Regions from separate parts of the Homo sapiens genome. Here all the other regions are linked to region 1. Evidence: chromatin contacts called from ENCODE Hi-C or POLR2A ChIA-PET data. All regions are on one chromosome and are shown on one strand. Each heading gives the region's core, a stretch centred on a gene start or an enhancer-like site at or near the end of the contact. The rest is flanking DNA. Distances are from core to core; before and after follow the strand shown. Region 1 holds the start of UNC13B (unc-13 homolog B). Region 2 holds the start of HINT2 (histidine triad nucleotide binding protein 2). Region 3 holds the start of DCTN3 (dynactin subunit 3). Region 4 holds the start of GALT (galactose-1-phosphate uridylyltransferase).

Region 1 (7,691 bases), core at 1,719-4,218:
TGTTTGTCAGGCTTGGTCTTGAACTCATGACCTCAAGTGATCTGCCTGCCTCGGCCTCCTGAAATGCTAGGATTATGTGTGTGTGACCGCACCTGGCCTAAATTAATTTTTGTTGGGGATTTCCCTGCAGGACCACTGCACATCGTTCGGGGTCAACCTTTCAGACACTCCCACAAGGTCCCCAGTCACTCAGGGGCACCTTTCAGTTGGGAGGGGCAAATGCCCTTTCTTTTTGGAGCTGAGAAAACTCAGTCTCTGATATACCTATGAAAGCAACAGTTCAGTTCCTCATGCAAATGCACACAGACAAACGGAATTGAGATTAATGTTGGGAGAAAAAGCAATATAAAGGATCCTTCAGAACGGATCTCCAAACTAGAATTAGGATTTTTTTTTTTTTTTGAGATGGAGTCTCGCTCTGTCGCCCAGGCTGAGTGCAGTGGCACGATCTCGGCACAGTGCAACTTCCACCTCCCTGGTTCAAGCAATTGCCCTACCTCAGCCTTCGAATAGCTGGGATTACAGGTGCACACCACCAGGCCCGGCTAATCTTGAACTTGTGGGGTCAAGTGGTCCGCCCGCCTCAGCCTCCCAAAGTGCTGGGATTACAGGTGTGAACCACCGCACCTGGCCTAGAATTAGGATTCTTAAACAACGACTTCCTAGGAGAGAAAATTAAAAAAAAAAAAAAAAAAAAAAAAGGAAACAGCCAAAACCACTTCCTATAAACTGTGCTCAGCCACCCGTAACTTTGTAGCTCTTTTCCAACAATATACACACCAAGGTCAAATCCTCTCACAGTGCAAGGTCATCTCTGGCACCCAAAGCCAAAAAGGTCAGGTCATGCAATACAGGAAAACAGAGCTTTAGACCTAAGAAGAATCTGCCCATGACTCTTGAAATCCCACAAAGCCAAGAGAACACCCCAAAAGGGGGTGAGTGGCACCTTTGTTCTAAATTCTTTTTTTTTTTTTGAGATAGAGTCTTGCCCTGTCACCCAGGCTGGAGTGCAATGGCACGATCTCAGCTCACTGCAACCTCCGCCTCCCAGGTTCAAGTGATTCTCCTGCCTCTGCCTCCTGAGTAGCTGGGATTACAGGCACGTGCCACCATGCCTGGCTAACTTTTTTTGTATCTTTAGTCGAGACAGGGTTTCATCATGTTGGCGAGGCTGAGTCTCGAACTCCTGACCTCGTGATCCGCCCACCTCGGCCTCCCAAAGTGCTGGGATTACAGGCGTGAACCATGGCGCCCGGCCTAAATTCTTTAAAGAGGTTCAAGTCATTAGAAGCCTTCTCTCGATTTTTTGGTAATGCAGATGGCAAAGGGTGAAGGAGGTATAGGGTGGAAGAAAAGTAAACAAAAGAACAATTGAATTTTTTTTTTTTTTTTTTTTAATTTGAGACAGAGTCTCACACTGTAGCTCAGGCTGGAGTGCAATGGCTCGATCTCCACTCACTGCAACCTGCGCCTCCTGGTTCAAGCAATTCTCCTGCCTCAGCCTCCCGAGTAGCTGGGATTACAGGCACCCGCCACCATGCCCGGCTAATTTTTTTTGTATTTTCAGTAGAGACAGGGTTTCACTATGTTGGCCAGGCTGGCCTTGAACTCCTGACCTCGTGATCCGCCCGCCTCGGCCTCCCAAAGTGCTAGGATTACAGGTGTGAGCCACCGCGCCCGGCCTAAGAACAGTTTAATTTTTAAGACCAGGAAGCAAACACAGAAACCAAATACATGGTTTTTTGTTTTCTGTTTGTTTTTTCTTTTGCAGCTGTGAGGAATTTTACTCAAATTAGATAGGCCTTGTTACCCATAATTTGGAATTCTCACTTGGATTTGACCAAGTGAAGTAGAGTTGGTCAATGGGAAAAAGACAAACAAAATAAAAAAAAACCCAACAATATGATCACTGAGCACTCTAATGGTAAGCAGAAATTAAGACCAGCTGGTTGTTAACTTTAGCCAAGACAAAAATCCCTATTCAGCTACTTACCTAGGGGTGCGTCTCAGGCTGAAAACGGCTGTCTACCATCCCAGAAGTAGGAAAAAAACCCCTCATCTTCCCTGTTGGAAGTGAGCTCAAACTCCATAAAAGAGTTACCTGCCTTCCCTCGTCATGGAAGCAGGAAAACTTGCCTTCCTTGTTGGAAGCAAGTAAAACTCCAAAATAATAATAATAATAATAATAATAATAATAATAATAGAGGGAGTTGTACAACAAAATGAACTTTAGATCTCGACCAAATTTTGGGAGATCAGGGATTCTCTGGAGGGGGTGCTCCTAGACCTTAGCAAATTGTCCTGTTGGTTTGAGCCATGGAGTTAGCTCATGTTGGTACCAAGCATGGATAGGAGATTTGTCAAAGATCAGAGGTATCTCCACTCACAATCCCTCCGTGGTTACCATCCTTCATTCAGTAAATATTTACGGACTGATTACCATACACTAGGCACTATTCCAGACATTGGAGATACAATGATGAGCATAAAAAACGGTCTAGATAAGAACTGAGGTCTCCAGACATACTTTATGCCCACTCAGTTTTGTCTTTTGCCCTAGTTGCTAAACAAAACTTAACTTTGCTGTGCGGTGCGACTTCGTTAACTTAAAATTACAGGCTGTCAGCTATGACCGCTAGACTCTAAGAAAGTCCAGTGGAAATCCTTCAATGAAAAGAATCTGTTCTTGGGTGGAAGCCCCGCTCATGCAGGAGGAACAGAGGGCTTCCATTCTCGCGTCACACAACTGAGGGTCAACCCCTTGCTCCCTGCAGTAAGCCTGATTAGTGGGCGGAGCTTCCTTCAGGATCGCAAGAAAGAAAGGAGGAAGGGGACCCCGCCTCCTACGTGCTCGCGGGGGGGGGCGGGGTCGGTGGACTGGGCGTGAGTTAATTGGCTGGGGGGCGGGGCACCACGGGTTGGCTCCGCCCAGGCGCTCGCGCGGATCCCGGGTGGAATGACGGGAGGGAGTCCCGGCAGCTCCTACCTCCCAGCGATGGCGTCGCTGTGCCGCGCCCAGTCCCCAGCCTGCCGGCCGGTACTCACCGCTACCCGGAGTTCGCTCAGACGGTGAGATTTGGGGCGGGTCCGAGGCAGCGGCGGGACGCTACCTGCGACCGGGACCATGAGGAGCTGCCAGACCCGTGGGGCCGGTAACGAGAGCAGTCGCGGCACCTGCTGAGAGGAAAGAGGGAGCGGTCCGGCGCGGCTGGGGCGCGGCAGAGGCTTGCCCGATCCTCGGCCATGTCACTGCTCTGCGTGCGCGGTGAGTGCGCGGACTGAGGCGGGGAGGCGGGGTGTCGGCGTAGAGGTCCCCGCACCCTTCCAGTGGACGTCCGGTGACCGTCTCACCCAAACTTTACATCCCGTCCGTGCTTTGGGGGTCTATTATTTTGGCAATCACTTAACAATCACTTGAGTTCTTTCCACTTTCTTGTTTTCCCCCAAGCTCCTGCAAGGGACGATTAGCTCTCCATTCTGGTAGCCATGTGACAATGTTGTTGGACTGCAGGCTCAGATCCTATTAAACAGTGACTGGGGTTCTCTAGTGAGAGTGGACGAGTTAGAAGACCGCGGATGGTTGGTGCCTGTGAATGGTGGGCAGCCTCTCATTCTTTTCCTCCTCCTCGCACCGTAACGCTACAGTATGCTTAGTAGCAGGTTCTTTTTATCACACTTTGAATGCGTTAGTGGTACAGCTGTCACATCCCTTCTATTGCTTGTCTTGTCCCCTGCCACTTCCCTGAACACTAACCGGTAGTATAGGCTAAGATTATTCTTCTGTTCCACTTGGGAGGATGTGGTGACTGCTTTTGAGGATAAGAGGTATGATTTATTTTTATTTTTATTTTAGCTTGCCTCACAGTAACTCAAGGTGAAGGGCCATTATTGCTTTTCCCCTGAGGACACTTGACCCATCTAAGAAGATATCTTAAAGCAAGAGCTTTGGGGTTTAAGATGAGGCATGGTACGCGAACTAAGTTCTATGTGGGTAGAGACTGTTTCTTATTAGTTTTTGTATTCCTGGTGTCTGACGTAGTAGAAGCTTAATGCTGGTTTTGAATGAATGCAAGTACTGTGACTTCAGAGAGATTATCTGATCAGGAAAACACAGGGTTTGGATTAGCCATTGAATTTGATCTCGGGAAATTCAGGTTACAGCCTATCATATCTGATGTGTCTTGATTATGAATGAGAGAGCATTTATCAACTAGAGCCTTTACCTGATATCTTTTACTGGAGAGTTCATATTTCTTTTGGCTCTACAGATTAGAAGCATTGTTGTTGTTTGTGATTTCTCCAATAACGATGTTTCCCCCAGCTACTGGCAGATGAAACTGCTTTGCTCTGTTCTCTTCCACTATTTTGTTGAATCTGCATTAACCAAAATGGATTTGGCCATTTCCCGGGATTATGAGATATACAGTTTTTCTTCTTTCATGGTTGATTTTTCATTAATGAGAATTTTGCTTTGCTTTTAGTAAGACATTTTCTCTCAGCAGCTGGGAATCTATTTATTCCTTTAGATCCCTGCTGCTGAGTAGCAGGATTTGGGAGAGGTTGGACTTTGCTGTGTCTCTTGGACAGTTTAATTCTCTACGGCCACACTGTATTACAGAGCTGGTCCTTATGAAAGACTCTTTAGGCAGGAGCACTCGTGAATCAGAAATTCCTATTTAACTGAATTTATATAACTACTGGTGTTTTCATTTGTTTTAATAGCAGGCAGGTTTCATTGTCTAGAAATTCTGCTATTTAGCTAACTTCTTTCCTTTTTAATGTTACTTTAGTGAAGTTTCTTCTTTTTTGAATCTGGAGAAACGAGATCAGCAGGCCATTGTCTTTTTGAATAGAGATCTAGAAGATTTTAAATACTGAAACAAACAGGTACCTTATATGCAGATATTCATATTGAATGGCAAAGTATTCATTTTGGGAAAACTTACAGAAATGAATTGAAATACATCTTTATTTTTATTTCTTTTTCTTTTTTTGAGACAGAGTCTCATTCTGTCACCCAGGCTGGAGTGCAGTGCTGCGATCTTGGCTCACTGCAACCTCCACCTCCTGGGTTCAAGTGATTCTCATGCCTCAGCCTCCCGAGCAGCTGGAATTACAGGAGTGAACCACCAGGCCCGGCTAATTTTTGTATTTTTTGTAGAGACAGAGTTTCACTGTGTTGGCTAGGCTGGTCTTGAACTTCTGACCTCAAGTGATCCATCTGCCTTGGCCTTCCAAAGTGCTGGGATTAGAGGCATAATCCACTGCACCCAGCACAAAATACATCTTTCTAAAATGACATTCCTTGCGTTGTATTTTGGCAGTAGGAATGTTGTATTCTGAAAGCAGTCTATATAGTGATATTTATTACAACTCAATTTCAATTCATCTTGGAGTAGAATCAATTAGAAACTTCCTATGCAGAGTTCAAAAAGTAGTTAACTTGATGTAGAAATTGGCAAACTGGTATTGAATTAATCATTCCTAAACATTTCATTCAAGAAGTCAGTTATTTTGTCTTGCCCTTTAATCATGCCTTATTGCCTGCAGGTTTAAGGCTCTCAATACTCTGACTCCAGACTTGTGGCCTTCTATTCTTGCCTATCCTTATGCAGACTTTGCTCTAGCACTAACTTTGTTTATTCCTGCCTCTGCTCTGTTCTGCACTTGTGCCCCCTGAAATACTCGTTCCATATTTTCTGCCTATCTAAAATGTATTCTTACTTTCCCAGCTAACAGTCTACTTTTTTTGTTGTTGAAAACTTCTTCAGGTCCCCAGTCCACAGTGATCTCTTTTTCCTTTAAATCCTCGGAGCACTTGTGGTCTGAACAGTGCCACTAGTTTGGAAATGAATCATATGCTGCCTGCAACTGGTCTTGTATTGTGGTGCTTATGGTGACCCAGACAAAGGAAGTAATTGCACTGGTCAGATCAGATCTGGAATTTTGTGTTCAGCTGTGGTATTTCCTTCTAAGAAGCATATTGAGAAGCTAGGTTATCTTAAGAGGGGAGTGATTAGAATAATGAAACATGTAGGAACCGAACCATTTGAAGAATATGGGAAATTTAGTTGTAGAAGATTTAAGAGGAAGAGGATCACGATAGTACATGAAGACTGTTTAAAAAACTGTCTTGTAGAAGTTATGTCACCTTTTTTGTTGTCATTCCAGAGGACAGAACTGGGACAAGTGTGGATCAGTGGTTGAAAATGACAGGAAATTAGATTTTAGCTTAACATAAAGAAGAACAGTTGGGTTGTTCAGAACAAATGGAATGGGCTATGTAGATTTTTTGACACTAAACAGAAATTGAATGAGTGGTAAGGATTCTAAAGGGGATATTGACCATTCAGCGGGTGATTGACTTGAATTTTTTTTTTTTTTTTTTTTTAATTTTTTGAGATGGAGTCTCTGTTGCCCAGGCTGGAGTGCAGTGGCATGATCTCAGCTCACTGCAACTTCTGCCTCCCAGGTTCAAGCGATTCTCCTGCCTTAGCCTCTGGGGTAGCTGGGATTACAGGCGCCTGCCACCATGCCTGGCTAATTTTTTGTATTTTTAGTAGAGACGGGGTTTCACCATGTTGGCCAGGCTGGTCTCAAACTCCTGACCTCGTGATCTGCCCACCTCGGCCTCCCAAAGTGCTGGGATTACAGGCGTGAGCCACTGCGCCCGGCCTAGACTTGAATTTTTAAGAAACCACTCTTTTATAGAATTCACTTAGTCTTTCTTTAAATATTTCCATAAGTATAAAGAAATATAAGTCTTTAACATGTTTTGGCACAGCTTTACTTATAATACGGATACTTTTTTTGGGCTTCCATAGGGACCAGTGCCACATGAACAACTGCAGTAAACTAAATTAAGGATTTTGTTTGACTTTTATTGTCTTGGTATTCACGACCAAGTTTCTCCAAGCAATTATAAGCATTTTTAGAATCAGACCTTTCCATAATATTTCTCTGTAATTCCCAGTGTTTATAACATAGTTATTCCCAGTGTTTATAACATAGTTAGATAATTTAACTATGGATTTTTTTCCCCCAAAAGTAATAAATGCAGGCCAGTCGTGGTGGCTCTTGCCTGTAATCCCAGCACTTTGGAAGGCTGAGACAGGTGGATCACTTGAGGACATGAGTTTGAGACCAGCCTGGCCAACGTGGTGAAACCCCATCTCTACTAAAAATACAAAAATTAGCCAGGTGTGGTGGTGCTCACCTGTAATCCTAGCTACTTGGGAGGCTGAGGCATGAGAATTGCTTGAACCCAGGAGGCAAGGTTGCAGTGAGCCAAGATCATGCCACTGTACTCCAGCTTGGGTGACGAAGTGAGACCCTGTCTCAAAAAAAATATGTGTATGGTAATACATTGCTAATTATAGAAAATTTAAAAAATGCAGAAAAGTACAAAAAAAGAAAAAAATTTCCATGGGCCTACCACCTGCCAATACCATTGCTAACTTTTTTTTTAAATTTAATTTTTTTTTTAAAGATGGGATCTCACTATGTTGCCTAGGCTGGATTTGAACTCCTGGGCTCAAGTGACTGTCTTTTCTCAGCATCACGAGTAGCTGGGACTACAAGGAACACACCACCACACCCAACTATTGTTAACTTTTTAATTCATTGTTTTCATTTTGTTTTTATTATAAGGTGATAAATATACAGATAAGAAGTTGAAACAGTTTAGAGTG
Region 2 (4,932 bases), core at 1,654-4,153, 650 kb after region 1:
GGTCTCCATCTTCAGACTCCAGCTACTGGGTTGCCATAGAGACAGCAAACAACTCCTGGAGCCTGCGCAGAAGTACAGCTGGGCGGACTTGCAGGTGGCGGTGGAGGCAAGTCCTCTGCGGGGCGGAAGTCTTCAGCCTAGTGCTGTTAGGGAGGTCCGCTTTCCGGTCCCGGCGGCATTCCGCCTCAGACGGGGTTTTAGGGTTCCGCTGGCTTAAGACCTCGCCCTCCACGTCCAAACAGTCTTTGCGTGCGGTTTTCTAAGATGATGCTTTATGGGGATATGTTGGAAACAGGCACAGGGTTGTGGCATTAGATTACAGCCTACTTGGTGTTTGCTGAGAGGCAAGTAGCTTCCCCTTAGTTTGCTTAGTTCATTCTCAAAAGTGAGTGGGGTCTTTAACAAATGTTAAGGATGAAAATAAACAAACTAGCTTGAGCAAAATGGTGAGACGTAGAATAGTGAAAAGGCAGCCGCTTTTGTTTGGGTGTGATTACTCCTCCTCTAATAAAAGACCCTCATATTGACCACCCTCCTCCTAAGCGCCCTTAGAACCTGGTTTGACCTCTGAAGAAGGGCCAGGATTGGCTTTCAGTTTCTTCCTACTCATTTAGGCTCATTCCTACTGTTACTTTTCTAGAAGCTTGACCTAGGGTGGACCACTTGTCAAGAAGACTTACATATCTGCAGGCAACATTTAACCACAGGTTGGACCTCCTCAGTGTCTTTCACTCAGACCAGTCAAGGGGCATCATAGCCCTGAATCAGTTTTCTTTCCCCTTTGTGGTATAAAATTTTATATTAAAGACAGGAGAGCATAATTAAGGGAGAACAGTTTTATTAGCATCACAGGGTCCATTTTTCCCTTTCCATCCAAGCATCCAGAGTCTGGTGTCCTTTAATCAGTTGGCAGGTTCAACCTGGAGGCCACTGGAGCTGCCGGCCCCCAAGTACATGAATGTGCAGATGATACACAGATTGTGCACCCAGCTTCCCATCGTTGATCACTGAAATTGAGCTTGGGGTTAGGGAGTCAGGATCATGGCAGAGGTCGAAGAATGAAGATCATATTGAGAAGTAGGAATGAGAATTCATAGGTGAGGGACCAAGGGCCAAAAGTCACTCACCAAGTCGGTATCCATCTCCCAGGCCCTCAGCCTTTGCTGTCTGCTTGGCCACAAGGAGTAGGTGTCCTAGAAGCTATAGAGAGAGCGGAGGGACATAGGTGGCTTCATTCATAGGGAGCAAGACCTCTAGCTGGGTCCAGGGGCTCCTCCCAGCCAAACCCTGGCCCTGTTCTTCCCACCTGCTGGTCTTCTTCTTCAGCCTGGCTAATCCGAGGAATGGGCTTCTTAGGAATGACCAGGAAGTGCACAGGAGCCTGAGGGGCCACATCACGGAACACAAGACACTGGGGGAAGTGACAGGCCAGAGGCCACGTTACTTCAACAGGTTGGATGGTATCTACAACATTCCTAAGGGGATAGGTCCTAAGAGCACCCCACCTGCTGGTCCTCATAGAGAATGTCAGCTGGGAGGCTCTTGTCCAGGATCCGGGAGAAGATGGTTGGGGCTGCTCCCCCAGGAGTTGCCTGCTGGGCCTTGGCCACTTCATTCCCATCAGTCACACCTGCAGCTCCTCGGACCTGAAGGTGGATCGACCATATTCAAAGGAGGGAGCTGGCAGAAGCTGGGCTCTGATAGTTGTTAATTTCGTCCTTCTAATAACCTATTCATCGTTCCCACCCAGGAGGAAAGTTCCTGAATTTCAGAGCACCAGCAGCAAAGGGTAGGGCCAGAAGGTGCTGGACCTGGTTAGATAACAGGCGGTATTATTATCAGGATTCAGCAGTGCAATTGATTCCTGCTCATGTGTCCACGAAATATAGCACTGTTTAGGGAAAGGATCTAGAATGAGAGACTGGGGATTTTGGTCTCAGTTCCTACCTTACCATACCACTGAATTACCTCAGATAAATTCCTTCTCTCAGCTTCTAATATAAAATAAAGGGATGGTTTCCATAATCTCTTGCGATGGCTTGAATCTCTTTCCACTCTCACCTTGTTAGTACATTTCCACTTATTTCCGTTACTTGTTTTCTGATCTTTAAGCCTTGTCGCCTGTTTTATTTAAGTTTTAATGCAATCGCCCTGTTTGACACTAGTTGACCCCTCATCTGGGTGTCACATGTGACTCTGTGAATTTTAACTCTTGTCCCTTGAATGAGTGGAGGTAAGAGTTCAGCTAAGTGACCTCTGCTCCCCTAGCCCCAGGGAACTTCGGGTAAGGGATTCAGAGAAGGCTGATGTCATTGCATCACGTTGGGGGAGAACGGGACGGAATGAATTCTCTGACCTCCGAGCCGCTTCTGGCAAGTGCAGAAGAGAGGTTAACACTAGTGCTCATTAGGAGGCCAGAAGCCTGAGGAGGGCAGAGCACTGGCTCCAAGAAGAGAAAGCTCATTTCCTGCAGGGGGCATCGGGCCAGCTGGGCTGCAGGCAGTGGAAAGAAGGCGGCAGCCGCTGCACTGACCCTGTCCCGACCTCGGCGCCCCGGCCTGCGCAGGGCGGGAATCAGCACCAGCTCGTTCTCCGGAGCCACCAGTTCGACCTCACCACACAGCCCCGGAGCTTGTGCCTCGGAGGGGCAGAGGCCACAGGCAGGAGCTCTGCGCGGCTCTGCGCGCCTTCGGGACCCCCTGGCCCCGGATGGCTTCGGAGCCCGCAGGACCCCCTACTCGCTCCCGCGCCACTTCTCACCTGCCCCCCGCGCACCCCCGTGGCCGCCACGGCTCTGCGCGCCGCGCGCAACCCAGCAGCCAGCACCACGGCTGCCGCCATCTTCCCTGAGCCGCGGGAACCTCTCACCCGGGTCAGCACTCGGCTCCGCGGCCGGCCGTGGGTGGGGACTCCGGGCGCGGGGAAGCGGGGTAGTGGCGGCCGGGCGAGCCCTGCTACCCCATTGGAGCGCGCCTCTGAGCACGATTCACCCCATTGCCTCTGCAGCCACTTTGGAGGCGGGCTCTTTTCATCTCATTGGCTGCTTCTACCAACGCGAGGACAATTTTCCATTCCATTGGTTTCGTCTTCTAGTCCGTGTGAACGTTCTTTTCCCATTGGATCCCCTTACTAGTTTCTCTGTGAGAGAAACTTCCACTCCATTGGAAGGATTAATGGAGCCTGGAGGTGGGATTTTCTCCTAGTTGAATCTGATACACAACTCTGGCTTCTAGGTTGCGGCTCCCGAGTGGGTGGTTCTTTTCGTTCTTGGTTCGTCCTCTTCAGGTCTGGTTCCTATTGGTGCGCGGGGAGAAGGGGGCGGGGCTCCGCCACCTGCTGCAGAAAGGGCTGTTTTAGACCCTCTCACCGCTTTGGCCAGGAGGAGGGCGGGGCTCTGAGGGCATCCGGCGCTTATTGGCTCCAAGAACCACCCGGGGTGGGGCTAAAGGTGAACGGGGATGAGGTGTGTTTTTTTGTGTTTGTTTGTTTGTTTTAACTGGCGGGGCTGATGCGCAGCATTTTCTCCACAAGGGCAGTTTCAGTCCCTTGAGCATTTTGGAGATTTTAATGTACTTATCTAAGGGAAATTCTTCCTTAATTCTATGTTCTTGTTAACGCATTCACTCCATAGATTAAAAAGTCTGTGGTTTTTGCATTTTTTTTTTTTGAGCAGGAGGAGATAAGAGTGTCCTATATTTGCCGCACAAGAATTATAATAAGCAAAGGAGTATGTATTCATTGTTCTTTTCTAATCGGAAAAGGTGTGTGATACAGTTAGCTCGGTGCCTGGTGTTTTCTTTTTTTTTCTTTTTTTCTTTTTTCTTTTTTTTTTTTTTTGAGACGGAGTCTCGCTCTGTCGCCCAGGCTGGAGTGCAGTGGCGCGATCTCGGCTCACTGCAAGCTCCGCCTCCCGAGTTCACGCCATTCTCCTGCCTCAGCCTCCCGAGTAGCTGGGACTACAGGCACCCGCCACCACGCCCGGCTAATTTTTTGTATTTTTATTAGAGACGGGGTTTCACCGTGTTAGCCAGGATGGTCTCGATCTCCTGACCTCGTGATCCTCCTGCCTCGGCCTCCCAAGGTGCTGGGATTACAGGTATGAGGCACCAATAAGTCAGGTTTGCACTGCTGGAATATATATTTTTGACATAAGAAACGTGGGGTCACAAAATACTAATATTCTCAGACGCTAGGTAAGTTTTAGTCTGATATCACATAGGACAAGTTACCACTGTTTCTTTGGTTTTTCTTTTTTTCTTTTTTTTTTTTTTAAACACATGACCTGATACATATAGGTGGTCAGTAATTGTTGAATGAATAACATTTGGTGTTTCCTGTCTTTTTTTCATAATATGTAATATGTATTGCATATGATACTAACCCATGTGTAATCAATTTTTCATATTTTTACAGTCTACGTAAATATAGTTTGTATTGGCTGCTTATTATTTCCTTCAATGAGTTTATCATAGTAATCCTAACTCTATTGTTGACTATTAGTTGAATTAGTTTTAGGTGAATGGTTATCATGGGGCATATAACCACTGTTGGGGAACTTTGCTTCTAGAGATATAACAATCTCTTTTGTATAGCTATATTATTGTTAGAAAATCCTTTCTCCTCTAAAGGGCAGACATTTGATTCTGTGATTTTCCCCAGGGATCCTAGCAGTCCAGATTGCATTCCTTCCCTTGGAGGAACAGATGGCCCCCCTAATTGTGAGGAAATGTAGAATGGCCTCTTCTCTGGGCCCCAGAGGCTGCAGTTCTCTGTGGTGCCTCTGGGACACTGGGAGACCCTAGAGTTGCCCTGGAGAAGGGCGAGAGATAAGTGGATCTGGGATCTAGGAAGAGGAAGGAAGCCAGTCTGGAGGATAGGTGGATACAAAGCACTTTGAAATTAGTTATTTCTTTGGTTCTCATAGAAAGTAGG
Region 3 (7,691 bases), core at 2,238-4,737, 540 kb before region 1:
GTGGATGCACAATTCCTGAGGCAGTGCCACAGGGAGGGATGGAGAGGCTGGACTCAAGAGTCAGTGCAGGAGAATATCTAAACTTGGTGCTTGAGCGATGGCAATTGACCAAGAGCCCTTTGGGAACTCTGACAGCCCTTTTAGCAGGAGTGGCCCATCCTTACCCAGTCCTCAGTGCTGCATTGCACTGATCAGTCTCCTGGGAGACTGATCTCCCATCTGGGTTATAAGCTCAGGTCCCTGAAGCAGGGACCCTGTCTCCCCTAGCTCTGGCTGTGCCCATGAGGGCAGGGACTTTCTGGTTCACCACTGTATGCTTCCTCACTTAGGAAAGAACCTGGATCAGAGTAGATGATCATTATACATCTTTTGGATGAATAACGAAGCTCAAAAAACCCTAGCTTATAGAATGGCTGACTGATTAGCAGACATTGCCAAGGCAATAGTTCCTGCCTAGAACTCTGACACTGCAGAGCTTTCTCACATGAAAGAAAGATGTTGAAACTCATGCCAATACTCTCTCTGTTCTTTAATGGCAATGCTCTCTGCCCCTACCCTTTCCTAGAAGCTCCTCTGTCTAGTGAGCAGAAGTGAGGAAGGTTCTGAAGGAAAATCCAAGAGGCAAACTATTGATAGAACACTGGACTAGCTCCCACTGTGGCTGGCACCATGGCCTGCAGCTGGTGCAGAGGTATACTGTACTCAATGTCTACTAGAGGATCCATAGGATCCTCAACCCAGAACCAGGCCACAATTCCAGAGAGCAGCATCCAGGGCTTGTATCCACCAGAAGACTGGATGGAGAGGCCATCTCTGTGCTTAACCTCCCCGACGACCCACATCCTCAGATGCATGTACACATGTAGTCCAGCATTACCTGCTAGGATGAATTGCAGCTTAGAGGCATCAGGTATGGCAATGCGGTCGATGTACTCAGGATCCAGGTACTTGATCAGATCTTCAACTAGAAAAGTAGCAAGATGGAAAATGGAATAGGGTTGGGCAGTAGAGCTCTGCCTTATGAAGGATGTTTGACAAGTGGTCAGCCTTGAGGAGAGCCTTCAATGAGGAGCTGATACCCAACAGTGCCACATGAGCAGGGCTCCACCAGGCTCCCTATCCCCACTTCCCTATCTCTCCACTCTCTTCTCTTGAAGTCTCTTCTGACATCAAGCTTCAGAGCTGAAAACACAATTGCCACCACCACTCTGGGCCCTTAGCATTCTCACTGACCTATCCTCACCAAGGGTAGAAGGCCTCTTTTCTCCTAGATGTCACCGAGACAAGCCAGAGCTTTGTCTAATTTCTAGTTACTAAGCAGGTTACTAGTTCTGACATAACCAGGATCTCAGTGTCTAATTTGTTTCCTGCCCCTTAACCTTGCCTGGGAAATCCCATACCCTTTTTACCCTCCTTCACCAAGAGAAGCTTTCAGGTAGAGCTCTTATTTCATAACTTAGGACACTGTCATGGGCTTGAGGTTTAGCCACAAGGTAGAAAAGCACACCACAATTTACCAATTGAATTGGGTGTAGGTAAATGTCCTCATAATCTTTCTATCCCCAAAGGGCTATTCCAGTGACCTAATGAACTGAAGGGCTAGGGCCAGGTACCAGGAAGCTGAGGGGTGGGATGTCGGGCAGGCAGGCACATCATGGAAGCACTTACTCTTTTTGTAGAGAATCTTCACCCTCTCCCTCTTGCTGGAAATGTTCCCCAAAGCCACCTGCACCTTGACCAGGCCGTCAGCCACCTGTAAGGGAAGTGGTGGTTAATTCCAAGATATACTACCTGGCTCAAGGCTTGGAAAAGTTAAAGAACCCTCATTCTCCCAGACTCTCAAACCTGAATCCCAGTAATCTAGGTTGGCCTCCCTTCTCTAATATTAAAGGAGATGCAGCCCCACCTTCCAGGAATCCTTAAAGTGGAGAGAGAGAATCATGTACTCCTTGGGGAGTTTCAAGTCTGATGGGGAAGATAACGAACTATTTTAGAGTCTATGGAATATAGAGTATACACAATATATTTTCTGGTTCCTAAGTCCTGGGTTTGGGCATGAGAAACACAAGCATCCTCATTCAAGCCTTCATGACCTCTAGATTGGCTGGCCTACCTCTAGCCCTATCCCCTCCACATCAAATTTGGTGTGGGAGATGGAAGAGTCCAAACAACTGGGATCCCAATGATGGTGCAATCACTGAATTAGGGAATACAGAAGAGAATCAGGTTAGGGGAGAGAAAGAGTACAGTTAAGGGCATACAGATTGAGTTTGAAATGACTATTGGATATCCAAGTGGAAAAGTCCAGTAGACAACTAGACATAAAAGTCTGGTTCTCAGAACAGAAATCTGGACCAGAGATATACATTTGAGACATATTGACATGTAAATAGTAATTGACACCATGGAAGCGAGTGAGCCTACCTAAAGTTTAGGGGTAGAATGTAAAGAATCCCAATATTAAAGGGTCAAATAGAGGAGGAGACTAAGGAAGTGACTGCACTCACCCAGTTTTTAGGGTAGAGGATGAGGAATGCCAGGGGGGAGGCAAATAACACTGAGAAGCAGCCGTAAGAGGTAGAAGGAAAACCAGGAGGGTCAGCGTCATAGATCCCAAAGGAAGAGAATGTTTGAGAAGTTAGTTCTGAAATGGGAGCACAGTCTGCTAGTGACAACTAATTCCTCATTTAGTGTACAAACAGACATCATTACCTTGGACGCACTTAGCTCCAGGACATGCCTGACACGCCATCAGAAGTTCTTCAATAAAAGATCTTCCCATAGTAGAAAGGGGAGGAGAGGGCACCTGAGCTTCGTAGTTGTCAAAATTCTGTCACTGGTATAAAGCAGTGCTAGTCCACATCTGAATACCCAGTACCCAGTCTCTTCCCTTCCTAATCCTGGTCCTTTCAGACCTCACTTCTCACCCTTTGGCGTTTTCCTTATCCACCTCTGCTCTGCCTCCCCAGGGGTCCCATGGACCTCTTCCTGCACAATTCATTTAGCAATTAATTATGCAGGGCTCTATGACGGGCCTTCCTATCGTGGACTTCAGCTCTTATTGAAACTCTCATTAGTCAGCTTCTCGTGTCAGGTCTCCCCAACTATAGCTCGCGAGGGCAAGGGCGGAGTCTCAGCTACAGTAGGTACGGAGCCCACTCTCAGGCTGGCTTAACCACCCGCAGAGCCCCCTATGACAGTGGACCCCGATGGTCCAATCAGCTCTGGGAGGTCCCGGACCTTTGTTATTTCAAAGGCCGGGCTGCGGAGAACAGGACTGGAGCGGTTGCATCCCGAGGGCCAGGACAGTGGACCGCTCTTGCTCTGCTCCAGAAAGGGACTACCGGACCAGACTACTCACCTTCCGTGAGCCGCGCGCCCCGCCCGGCCCGTACACCCAGCGCTCCAGCTCTTCCACTCGGGCCTGTAGCCGCTGCAAGTCAGTCAGACCCGCCATCGCTACTACCGACCCACCTCGGCCAGGAAACAGCCAGAGGGCGGGACGTCAGTCCAAATAAGAAGGCTAGCCAATCCGAGTGCACGAGCGGCCCTTTATGCAGGAAGTGACGCCATGATTCAGCCCTTCAGTGCCGGAAGTTACTCCTCGGAGCTGTCAAAAGCTGATTACCTTGGCAACGGCTCTGTCCCATCCCTCCCCTGGCTTCCAGTGCCTGGTTGTCAAGATAACCTTTGCTTTTCGGGTACCAAAGAGCTTTCCCCACGCCATTCCCTGAGTTTGCACGTGTTCCAGGATAGGTCCATTCCCATAGATACATCATTAGGAGGCTCCGTGAGTTACCATAAACTTTTGGAGTCTTCTAAGGTTCAGTTGATTAAGTAACTTGCCCAAGGCCACCCAGCACTATAGGGACAGAAACAGGACTTGAACTCAGGCTGTCTGATTCAAGAGACGGAGCTCTTCTATTCTCACGAAACTTTGCTATTCTGCCTTAACCTCTGAAAGCCCCTGGCCCAAGGCAGCCTATGTTCCACATCATTCCTCCCCACCTCCCATACCCAAACAAGAAAGGAGGCATCAGAGAGGGAGGGACCGCAGCTTTATTGTCTAGATGTGACCTGAGGGATGTCTCTTTCACAGTACCCCAACCCAACCTTTCACTTGGCTCCTGAAGAGAAGCAGGGCTGACTCAAAAGGGTAGGGTCCTAGAGATGACATTGACAGAGGGAACACATGAGGAGATGATGGGGTTACTGGAGGAAGAACCCTTTGGTAGGTGCTGCTGGAATTGGCCAGGGAGGAGGTGCCCTCCCTTTACAATGAGGTAGGTGTAACATCAAAAGAAACTTTGGTTTTAAGTCCACATGGCATGGGAGGTGTCGTCCCCTCCCAGGGCTGGGTCCCAGAGTGGGCAGCCAGAAAGAATCAAAGCAGGGGGTCTCCTCCCCCCTCAGCAATGGGGCTGGGACTCTTAGTTTCAAGTAGGACCTCTCAGGGCAAGATGCTGGAAGGGGGCCCTGTGGAGGGTGGGGGTGCAGGGTTGGTTGGACCCTGGGAAGCTGGCACAGGCTGGCGGCGGGCAAAGAGGACACCTGGCAAAGGGGTGAGGAGATGGTAGAGGGCAAAAACAAGCAGGAGGGGGTAGGGTATGGAAACAGAAGAGGGGAACAAAAGTAAGTGTTCTGGTTGCTAGAACACTACACACGTACCCCTGCCACAAACCAATGAGGACAAGCTCCTTGGGTCAGTAAGAGACTCCATTGCTAATGTAGATACCTCAAACAGGTAAACAAGGAATATTTATGCTGATACATAGGCCCAAGACAAGGCAGACATCCCCTGGTACTCATGCCAGAGAGGTCATGCCTTGGATCCCATGCCATGTAGACACCCCCTTTAACCCATGCCAGTCTAGCAATCCCCTGAACTCCATGTTACTCATGCAAGTTTAGATATCCCTGAACTTCATGCTAGTAGAGGAAGTCTAAAATCCCCATGCCAGCCTAAATACCCCTGACCCCATGCCAGTGTAGACAGCCTGCAGTACCCATACCAGTGTAGACCACCCCGTTGATCTCTAGGGCCATGTTGATACTGCTGATGCCACTGCCTGCCAGATTAAGAGGCCCATCCAGCCGCTCTTCTGTCCAGGAGGGGGCAGAGGAATCACATTTTGGAGAATCAGACTTCTGACTTATTAATAGAATTTCCCCCCTCCATCCCCGTAGACAGCCCCCATTCCACTTCAGCCCCACACCTATACTCACACAGTTGTCTACAGAGGAATCTGTCTGCCCCGTCTCTAACACCTATCAGGTGATGGGTCAATCCTCCCTCAGTGTACAGTCCCGAAGCCCCCTCACAACAAGCCCCTCCTCACCCCTCAGGGGAACCTTGCCACGGGGCAGGAAACTGGGGGGCATGCAAGGTCGAGGTGGGTCCATAGGCCCCATCAGCACAGCTCTCTTCTCTGGGGGCTCCTCTGGTGCCAATTTCTCCCGTGTAGGTCCCAGTGCCAGGCCCACAGGCAGTGCCAGACAAGGGTTTGGAATTCCACTCTCCTCTAGAAGAACAGGTTATTCAGCTCCCCTGGCCAAACCAACCCATCTCTGCATTGGTTCTCCCCCAGGCCTGGGACCAAAAGAGGTAACTCAAGCTCATGTACCAATCTCTCATCCTTCATTCGATCTATCTTCCCATCCAGAGCCTCAGCCTGGAAGCGCTGAAGCTTTTCTCTAGAGCCCAAAGGATCAAGGTACATGTCTAGACAATTTGGGGGATTGTTTTTGGCTGTTGGTTATTAAATAATCCAGGTCACAAGAGGCACAAACTATATGCAAATAGGAGCACTGGGTGGACATGTGTGGAATGGAGTTGCTGTGATTAAAGGACCTTTTCCTGGCCGGGCGCGGTGACTCAGCCTGTAATCCCAACACTTTGGGAAGCGGAGGAGGGCGGATCACGTGGTCAGGAGATCGAGACCATCCTGGCTAACACGGTGAAACCCCGTCTCTACTAAAAATACAAAAATTAGCCGGGCATGGTGGCGGGCCCCTGTAGTCCCAGCTACTCGGGAGGCTGAGGCAGGAGAATCGCTTGAACCCGGGAGGCGGAGGTTGCCGTGAGCTGAGATCGCGCCACTGCACTCCAGCCTGGGCGACGGAACGAGACTCCGTCTCACAAAAAAAAAAAAAAAAGAAAAAAAGAAAAAAAAGGACCTTTTCCTGAACTTCAGCCCCTACACTTCAGTAACCCGTACCCCAGAGCTCTCATTTGGCCGCAAACCTCAGGACCCCTAAACCTTAGTGACCCCCAAACCTCAGAAGCCCGTCAGACCTTACTGCTCCCATACCTCAATGCCTCCCCAGACCTCAATCCTCACATTTTAATGGTTGCTATATCTTAGCGCCCACCTAAACCTCAGAGACCCCGAAACCTCTACCATTCTCCCCTCGCACCTTTCTTAATAGGGCTTGGACTCAGCTGAGCGCATGCATGCGCTGGCAGGCCGGAGGTGGAACCCTGGGCTGGGCCAGGGCTGGACTGGGTCGCCGGAGGGGCGGGGCCGGGACCCAAGGCTGGGTCCTGAGCGCCCCGAGGGGGCGGCCCTGCCAAGCCGAAGAGCGGAGTAGCGGTGTAAGCCTGGCGACGGCCCTCGCGCCGATTGCTGTCTATGGCGGCCTGGAGCTCCCCTGGGGAGCTGAGCGCTCGAGTCTCGCACTCGTACGGGTACAGGTACTTCATGTACCTAGGGGCGGACAGCGGGCGGTGAGTGTATGGGAGGCTGCACCCAGCTGGTCAAGTCCCACAGCCGGACGCCCGCCCGGGGACCCTCCCCCCTCCCGCCCCAGGCCGAACCCGTGCCCCCTTCCCTTCCGCTCCCGCCCCTGGCCTCACTGGGTGCGTAGAGTGAAGGCGGCCGAGGTGATGGTGGTGGGTAGGCTGAGGCCGCGCGTGACTTCCCGCCACACTTTGCGGTTGATGACTTCCACCAGGCCGCCCTTGGCGGTCACCAGGCGAAACAGAGCGTACAGGTCGAGCACCTGCTTCGCCATGATGGGCACGCGGTTCACTGGCGTCCCTGGTGGGGAGCGGGCTGCCGTCAGGACACTGAGACGAAGACCCTGTCTGCAGCATCCCCAGGGACTGATACAGGACGGGAGCCCCGGGGAGGGCGGGAAAGAGGGAGACTTGGGCGGAGCCCACAGAACCCCAGGGTCTCTGTTTTAGCAAGAAGGACAGGAGGCTAGAACGGGGGGGGGCAAAGTTCTGTAAAAGGCCAGATGGCTAAATGGTCTCTGTCACAACTACTCAACGCTGTCATTGTAGCCTAAAGGCGGCCATAGAGAATACCTGAAGGAATGGATGCGGCTGTGTTCCAATAATATAGACTCTGAAATTCGAATTTCACCAGTCTGGAGATGTTATTCATCTTTAAATTTTGTCCCCCAACTATTTAAACAAGTAAAAACCATTCTTATCTTGCAGGCAGCTGGGTTTGGCCTGCAAACTTTAGTTTGCTGTCCCCTGGGGTAGACCGCAGGAAGGACTTTCGGACAGTGCTGAAGAGCCGGCCTCCCCTAAGCAGCAGCCCCCGGGTGGCTGCCCAAGGCTGGGGGATGACGGGCGGGAAAAGAATCAACTCCCGCCTCGGCCCGCCGACTCCGCAGCCCGCGCCGCCCCCGCCGGCCAGTCCTGACAAAGGGGCCTGTCTGCGCTGAGCGATGGGCCC
Region 4 (7,691 bases), core at 5,192-7,691, 520 kb before region 1:
GAGGCAGGTGGATCACGTGGTCAGGAGTTCGAGACCAGCCTGACCAACATGGTGAAACCCCATCTCTACTAAAAAATACAAAAATTAGCCGGGCGCGGTGGCGCGTGCCACCCACTTGGCCCAGCTACTTGGGGGGCTGAGGCAGGAGAATCGTTTGAACCCGGGAGGTGGAGGTTGCAGTGAGTGGAGACTGCACCATTGCACTCCAGCCTGGGCGACAGAGTGAGACTCTGTCTCAAAAAAGAAAAACACACAAACAAAAACAACAGTGAGGAAAAAAAAAAGCTGAGGCAAAATTAATATAGAGAGTTTATTTGGGCCAAGGTAGAGAACGACTGCTCGGGACACTTTTCCAAGTTGCCTTGGGGAATGTTGATACAAGCATTTTTTATTTTTATATGTGGTTTTTATTTTTATTTTTTATTTTCTTGGAGATGGATTCTTACTCTGTTGCCTAGGCTGGAATGCAGTAGTGCAATCTTGGCTCACTGCAACTCCCGCCTCCCAGGTTCAAGCTATCCTCCTCCCTCAGCCTCCCGAGTAGCTGGGACCACAGGTGTGCACCACCATGCCTGGCTAATTTTTGTAGTTTTAGTGGAGACAGGTTTTTGCCATGTTGGCCAGGCTGGTCTCTAACTCCTGACCTCAGGTGATCCACACTCCTCGGCCTCCCAAAGTGTGGGATTACATGTGTGAGCCACTGCACCTGGCCACTTTATTTTAACTTAATTTAATTTTATTTTTTTTGAGATGGTGTCTCCACTGTCGCCCAGGCTGGAGTGCAGTGGCGCAATCTCGGCTCACTGCAACCTCTGCCTCCCAGTTCAAGAAATTCTCCTGCCTCAGCCTCCCGAGTAGCTGGGACTACAGGCACCTGCCACCACATCCAGCTAATTTTTTTGTATTTTTAGTAGAGATGGGGTTTCACCATGTTGGCCAGGCTGGTCTTGAACTCTGACCTCGTGATTTGCCCGCCTCGGCCTCCCAAAGTGCTGGGATTATAGGCGTGAGCCACCGCGCCCGGCCTATTTTTATTTTTTGAGACCGGATCTTGCTCTGTTACCTAGGCTGGAGTTCAGTGGCACGATCACAGCTCATTGCAGCCTTGACCTCTTGGGCTCAAGGGATCATCCTGCCTTGGCCTCCCAAAGTGCTGGAATTACAGGTATGAACCATCATGCCCAGCCACAAGCAAGTTTTTAAAGGCAAAAGAGGACAAGGAGTGGGCTGACACAAAATTGTTTAACAGGAATTCTCATTGGCTTACAGAAACAACATTGATTAGTGATTGGCTATACCTTGTTGAACTATAGGGTATGAGTTATGGTGTCTAGACTATGGCATTTTATGGCTATGTGGTATCAATTTAGAGCCCACATAGCAAGTGGCTTCAAGGGGTAATTATTTGGCTCCATGGGGGTGGGGGAAGGTGAGATATGACTGCTGTTACATGCTGTCACTTTTTTTTTTTTTTTTTTTTGAGACTGAGTCATACTCTGTCGCCCAGGCTGGAGTGCAGTGGCGCAATCTCGGCTCACTGCAACCTCCGCCTCCCGGGTTGAAGCGATTCTCCTGCCTCCGCCACCCAAGTAGCTGGAATTACAGGCACCTGCCACTATGCTCAGCTTTTTGTATTTTTAGTAGTGACAGGGTTTCACCATAATGGCCAGGCTGGTCTCAAACTCCTGACCTCAAGTGATCCCGCCCGCCTTGGTTTCCCAGTGTGCTGGGATTACAAGTGTGAGCCACTGCACCCGGCCTTTTTTTTTCTTTTTAAAATTATTATTATTATTATTATTATTATTTTGAGACGGAGTCTCTTGCACTGTCGCCGGGGCTGGAGTGCAGTGGCATGATCCTGGCTCACTGCAACCTCTGCCTCCCAGGTTCAAGCAATTCTCCTGCCTCAGCCTCCTGAGTAGCTGGGATTACAGGCGCCCGCCACCATGCCCAACTAATTTTTTGTATTTTTAGTAGAGACAGGGTTTCACCATGTTGGCCAGGCTGGTCTCGAACTCCTGACCTCGTGATTCGCCCACCTTGGCCTCCCAAATTGCTGGGATTACAGGCGTGAGCCACCGCGCCAGGCCCATGCTGTCACATTTTAATGCCTCTCTGGGCCTGATAATTAAAAGAGGCTGGCATTTCTCAGATAAAAAGTTTCTTTTCTTTCTCAAGAGTGATGGAATGGGCCAGGCACGGTGGCTCACACCTGTAATCCCAGCACTTTGGGAGGCCGAGGTAGGGGAATCACCTGAGGTTGCCAGTTCAAGATCCAGCCTGACCAACATGGAGAAACCCCATCTCTTCTAAAAATACAAAATTAGCCAGGCGTGGTGGCGCATACCTGTAATCCCAGCTACTCGGGAGGCTGAGGCAGGAGAATCGCTTGAACCTGGGAGGCGGAGGTTATGGTGAGCTGAGAGCACGCCATTGCACTCCAGTTTGGGCAATGAGAGCGAAACTCCATCTAAAAAAATTAAAAAAAGAGTGATGGAATGAAGGGTTAACACAGTGAAATATAATGGTGAGATTCAATGAGATGATGGGAAATGATCATTAGACTTCTCAGTAGGGGCATGTGGCAGAGACAATGCTATACATTCACAAATCCATTTCCTTTTGCTCTTGGACAGCTAGATTACATTCCACAGTCTACTCTGGATCATGTGATTGCATTCTGGCCAATGAAATATAGATAGAAATGATGTATGACATTTCTAGGGCTGGCTCCTAAAGTCTCCTCTGAAATTCTTTTTTTTTTTTTTCTCTTTCTCTTTTTAAGAGACAGGATTGTGCTATGTCACTCCCAGACTGGTATCAAACTCTTGGGCTCAAGTGATCTCCCACCCTGGCTTCCCAAGAGCTGGGGGACTACAGGCACATAGTACTATGCCCAGCTTGAAGTTCTTTACATTTTCTTTCTTCCCATGTCTATTACTGTAGTTATAGAGGATCTCTAGTGGAGTATTCTGAGACCCTAGGACATGGCATAGCTACTAGATGGATGGCACCTGGATCCCTAAATACTGCTTGGAACAGAGCTCCCTGTTACCCCCAGAATTGACTGTAGTGCTAAGCCATTGAGTTTTGGGAGTGTTTGTTACAGCAATTAAGATTACTTACCCTGACAAATATAGGGCAAAAGATGTGTTACAATATACCATGCAGCTAAGAGTAGAGACCAGAAAGATGGCCTCTGTTTTTAAGAAACTTGGCAGGCCGGGCACGGTGGCTCACGCCTGTAATCCCAATACTTTGGGAGGCAGAGGCAGGCGGATCACCTGAGGTCAGGAATTTGGGACCAGCCTGGCCAACGTGGTGAAACCCTGTCTCTACTACAAATACAAAAATTAGCTGGGTGTGGTGGTGCACGCCTGTAATCCCAGCTACAGGGGAGGCTGAGGCAGGAGAATCACTTGAATCAGGAGGCGGATGTTGCAGTGAGCCTAGATTGCACCACTGTACTCCAGCCTGGGCGACAGAGCGAGACTCCATCTAAAAAAAAAAAAAAAAAAAAAAAAAAAGAAACTTGGCAGAGAAATTAAGGATAAAGAAAGGATTATCTAGAGGAGAATACAGGATTGAGGGAACATGTTTTTGTATTGGTTCTGGCTTCTGTGGCATTCCCGACTCGACAATTCACTAAGAACCCTGGGCAGCAGGGATTAGCCCCCAAATTTGGTCTCTGCTCCCCATTCCAGGAACAGCTTTCTGGGATCATCTGGGCCTACACCTCCCCTATCTGGTCTTTCAGAAAGCTTTTCCAGGCCTTTCCAGGTGTGGTGACTTATGTCTGTAATCCCAGCACTTTGGGAAGGCCGAGATGGACAGATTACCTGAGGTCAGGCGTTCAAGACCAGCCTGGCCAACATGGTGAAACTCTGTCTCTAAAAAATACAAAAATTAGCTAGTCATGATGGTGGGTGCCTGTAATTCCAGCTACTCGGGAGGCTGAGGCAGGAGAATCACTTGAACCTGGGAGGCAGAGGTTGCGGTGAGCCGAGATCAAGCCACTGCACTCCAGCCTGGGCAACAGAGTGAAACTCCGTCTTAAAAAAAAAAAATTATATATATATATATATATATATATATATATATATATATATATATATATATATATATATAAATGGATAACCAGCAGCCCTCAGGGGTGCTCTGTCTATGGAGTGGCCATTTTTTTATTCCTTCACTTTCCTGATAAACTTGCTTTCACTTCACACTATGGACTCACCTTGAATTCTTTCTTGTGTGAGATCCAAGAATCCTCTCTTGGGGTCTGGATTGGGATCTCTTTACTGTAACAACACCTCTGGGATCTGGCAGGGAGGGAGCTGGTTAGGCCCATCTTAGTCATTCTCCTCTTCCTCCAAAAAATGACCTTGGGGAGTCATAGAGGAGAATTATGGAGATGTTCCTGAAGAGATGTTCCTGATGGGGGTCAGGATTTAATTAGCATGATTCAGGGGGCGGCACTGAAGCACTGGTGTTCTTGGGAAAATGGAGCTGTCTACAAGCTCTAGTCACTCAAACAAATATAAATGAGAGAATGGAAAAGCAGATCTCCTGTTCCTGTCTCACCTCTTTGGGTAATATGAACAGCCAGTGGGACAGGTAAAACCCCTGTTTCTCAGTCCTCAGCTCCCTGCCCCCTACCTCTGAAGGTAGCCTCTTCCTATTCCAGTCTGAGGACCCTAGGGCAGAGATCAAGTAAATGACCCATGACCTAGTTTTTGCAGCTCAATTGCAAAACACCTGGCTTGGCTTGGTCTTGATTGGGGGAAGGGATGTCCCTGCTATGGCTCAACTTCTAACTCACTGGGTCTCTGTCCTGCATTCCACTGAAGCCTCAGAGGCATCTCACAGCACTGGGAAAAGCCTTGGAAACTTGCATTCAAATCTCAGCTTGGCCACTAATTCTCTGGGTGACCTTGAGTCCTCTGGGCTCCAATGTGAAATGGGGAAGAGGTTTAGACAATATTTAGATGGCTCTTTAAAAGTACTGGGGGCCAGCTGTTTGGGAGGCTGAGGCAGGAGGATCACTTGAAGTCAGGAGTTCAAGACCAGCCTGGCCAACATGTGAAACCCCGTCTCTACTAAAAATACATAAATTAGCCCAGTGTGGTGGCACACAGCTCTAATTCCAGCTACTTGGAGGCTGAGGCAGGAGAATCGCTTGAACCTGGGAGGTGGAGGTTGCAGTGAGCCAAGATCACGCCACTGCACTCCAGCCTGGGTGGCAGAGTGAGACTCTCTCTCAAACAAACAAACAAACAAAAGTACCAGGGGAGGAATTAATTTGAATTTTATCCTAGTGTTAGCCAATTGGTCCCATCCAAGGAAAATTTAGAAAAGGGAAGGGGATGTGTAAAGGAAACACTAGGCCCCACCTAGATGGTGGCTGGAGCTTCTGATAGTCCTGTACTCTCCACATTTTTAGACTTTCTTGTACTTTTTTTTTTTTTTTTGTGACGGAGTCTGCTCTGTCGCCAGGCTAGAGTGCATGGGCACAATCTCGGCTCACTGCAACCTCTGCCTCCTGGGTTCAAGTGATTCTCCTGCCTCAGCCTCCCGAGTAGGTGGGACTACAGGTGCACGCCACCAAGACCAGCTAATTTTTTTTTTTTTTTTTTTTACTAGAGACGGGGTTTCACCATGTTGGCCAGGATGGTCTCAATTTCTTGACCTTGTGATCCGCCTGCCTTGGTCTCCCAAAGTGTTGGGATTACAGGCGTGAGCCACCGAGCCCGGCCATTTTTAGATTTTTTTTTATAGCCCTTTTACCCCTCCCACTTCTTGTGCTGTCTTGGTGTGTGTATGAAAAAGAGAGAGAGAGAGAGAGGAAGGAGAGCAAGAGTGAGAGAAAAAGAGAATATGGTTACTTAGCCCTTTTTCCCAAATCTGTTTTTGCTTTTGGGGATAGGATATGGTTATGGTGAAGTACTCCACACAGACCCCACCAAGTTTGCCTCTCCTGCGCTACAGCCACTGAGCAGGTGACTGAGGCGCTGTTGATCCAGGGTCATATCCTTACTCGCCCTAGAATGTAAGCTCAGGCAGGGCAGAGGCCATGCCTGACATGTGCATCCCAATGCTTTACACAGCCTAGGTGCCTAGCACATGCTAGATGCTTGGTAAATATTTGCTGAATGAAAGATCAAATGAATGATTGCAGCAAGCAAGTCCTGTAGGCATCCTGGAGCCCAAGGATTCTGCAGTAGGCAGCTTTCACAGAGGTTCTTCCAGTGTAGTGGCTCTAGCTCTGGGTGAAGTAGGATCATCAATGTCGGCCCCCAGGGTTCACAGCTGTTCTGAGCCCCGCCCCCAGGTGGCAGGGCAGCCCAGTCAGTCAGTCACGTGCTGGCGGCTGGCCAATCATCGGGGGCGGCGCGGGGAGGGGTGGTGTGGACGGAGAAAGTGAAAGGTGAGGCACGGCCCTGCAGATTTTCCAGCGGATCCCCCGGTGGCCTCATGTCGCGCAGTGGAACCGATCCTCAGCAACGCCAGCAGGCGTCAGAGGCGGACGCCGCAGCAGCAACCTTCCGGGCAAACGGTAACTGCACCGCGGCAGGGACTCGCTGGGGCGCGGAGCCGAGCCCTCCCCTTCCTTAGGAAGCTTTCGTCCCCTCCGAAGGTTGGAACGCTCATCCCGAGCCAGACCGACAAGGCGTACAGTCTGCAGGCCTGTACGAGCAGCAGGCCAATTGGCGCTGGGAAAGTCCAATCCTGGGCCTCTAGCTCCTGAGCGGGACAGGGCCGAGAGGGCGCTCCCGAGCTTGGGCCTGCTGGTGGGTGAGACCCAGGAGAGAGGGAGCTAGAGAGCTCTGAGGACTGATCTTGACTGTCTGCCCCCAGACCATCAGCATATCCGCTACAACCCGCTGCAGGATGAGTGGGTGCTGGTGTCAGCTCACCGCATGAAGCGGCCCTGGCAGGGTCAAGTGGAGCCCCAGCTTCTGAAGACAGTGCCCCGCCATGACCCTCTCAACCCTCTGTGTCCTGGGGCCATCCGAGCCAACGGAGAGGTAAGCCTGTAGAGCCCTGCATCTGCAGGCTGGGCCACGGGGAGTAGTTCCCTCTTAGAACTGTCCTCCACCCACAGGGATAGTGAACCTCCTTCTGGGTCATATCCCACCAAGCTTTTTGGTCCCCTAGGGTGGGCCTTCCCTACTCCCTTGTAGCCTGTCCAGTCTTTGAAGCCCACCAGGTAACTGGTGGTATGGGGCAGTGAGTGCTTCTAGCCTATCCTTGTCGGTAGGTGAATCCCCAGTACGATAGCACCTTCCTGTTTGACAACGACTTCCCAGCTCTGCAGCCTGATGCCCCCAGTCCAGGTAACCTGGCTCCAACTGCTGCTGGGGAGGAGGGTGGCTAGACCTCTTGAGGGACTTCTGCTGCAGAGAGTGATACTCCTTTACCTCAGGACCCAGTGATCATCCCCTTTTCCAAGCAAAGTCTGCTCGAGGAGTCTGGTAACTATGGATTTCCCCTCTTACAACTTTCAAACCAGAGTTGGAGACTCAGCATTGGGGTTCGGCCCTGCCCGTAGCACAGCCAAGCCCTACCTCTCGGTTATCTTTTCTCCCGTCACCACCCAGTAAGGTCATGTGCTTCCACCCCTGGTCGGATGTAACGCTGCCACTCATGTCGGTCCCTGAGATCCGGGCTGTTGTTGATGCATGGGCCTCAGT

Evidence for each region. A loop is a pair of places that touch in the nucleus more often than their neighbours do. ChIA-PET counts read pairs that join two places held with the same protein, here RNA polymerase II (POLR2A). Pooled maps may share reads with other maps.
Region 2: a loop to region 1 is called in a map of Right ventricle myocardium inferior, with 4 times the contacts of the local background. The contact joins the promoter of HINT2 here to the promoter of UNC13B in region 1. A Hi-C loop is called at or near these places in 1 of 168 maps with a recorded cell type or tissue (Right ventricle myocardium inferior) and 8 of 50 pooled maps.
Region 3: a pooled map shows a loop between it and region 1 (4-fold over the local background). The contact joins the promoter of DCTN3 here to the promoter of UNC13B in region 1. A Hi-C loop is called at or near these places in 2 of 50 pooled maps. POLR2A ChIA-PET finds 5 or more read pairs at or near these places in 4 of 52 experiments (A673, OCI-LY7, RWPE1 and 1 more).
Region 4: a map of ascending aorta shows a loop between it and region 1 (7-fold over the local background). The contact joins the promoter of GALT here to the promoter of UNC13B in region 1. A Hi-C loop is called at or near these places in 1 of 168 maps with a recorded cell type or tissue (ascending aorta) and 1 of 50 pooled maps. POLR2A ChIA-PET finds 5 or more read pairs at or near these places in 3 of 52 experiments (A673, RWPE1 and WTC11).

What each region holds. Positions count from the first base shown.
Region 1 is chr9:35,159,041-35,166,731 of GRCh38, forward strand. It overlaps UNC13B (unc-13 homolog B), which reads left to right and starts at 2,969. Exons shown (of 40, transcript NM_001371189.2): 1 at 2,969-3,265. The coding sequence starts at 3,244. RefSeq lists a silencer at 2,835-2,964.
Region 2 is chr9:35,812,139-35,817,070 of GRCh38, forward strand. HINT2 (histidine triad nucleotide binding protein 2) reads right to left here and starts at 2,904. Exons shown (of 5, transcript NM_032593.3): 1 at 2,761-2,904; 2 at 1,506-1,646; 3 at 1,307-1,411; 4 at 1,128-1,200; 5 at 822-1,007. The coding sequence starts at 2,841. The coding sequence ends at 916. It overlaps SPAG8 (sperm associated antigen 8), which reads right to left and starts at 124. Exons shown (of 7, transcript NM_001039592.2): 1 at 1-124. The coding sequence starts at 9. It overlaps FAM221B (family with sequence similarity 221 member B), which reads right to left. Exons shown (of 7, transcript NM_001012446.4): 7 at 4,253-4,932. RefSeq lists enhancers at 1-198, 3,097-3,276 and silencers at 2,717-3,036, 3,367-3,546.
Region 3 is chr9:34,617,008-34,624,698 of GRCh38, forward strand. It overlaps DCTN3 (dynactin subunit 3), which reads right to left and starts at 3,488. Exons shown (of 7, transcript NM_007234.5): 1 at 3,362-3,488; 2 at 1,669-1,753; 3 at 878-964. The coding sequence starts at 3,457. It overlaps ARID3C (AT-rich interaction domain 3C), which reads right to left. Exons shown (of 8, transcript NM_001017363.4): 4 at 6,857-7,040; 5 at 6,418-6,707; 6 at 5,340-5,522; 7 at 5,013-5,102; 8 at 4,042-4,551. The coding sequence ends at 4,451. RefSeq lists an enhancer at 7,187-7,691.
Region 4 is chr9:34,640,234-34,647,924 of GRCh38, forward strand. It overlaps GALT (galactose-1-phosphate uridylyltransferase), which reads left to right and starts at 6,442. Exons shown (of 11, transcript NM_000155.4): 1 at 6,442-6,553; 2 at 6,856-7,025; 3 at 7,259-7,334; 4 at 7,424-7,472; 5 at 7,599-7,691. The coding sequence starts at 6,472. RefSeq lists a silencer at 4,679-4,973 and enhancers at 4,679-4,973, 6,187-6,296, 6,867-7,046.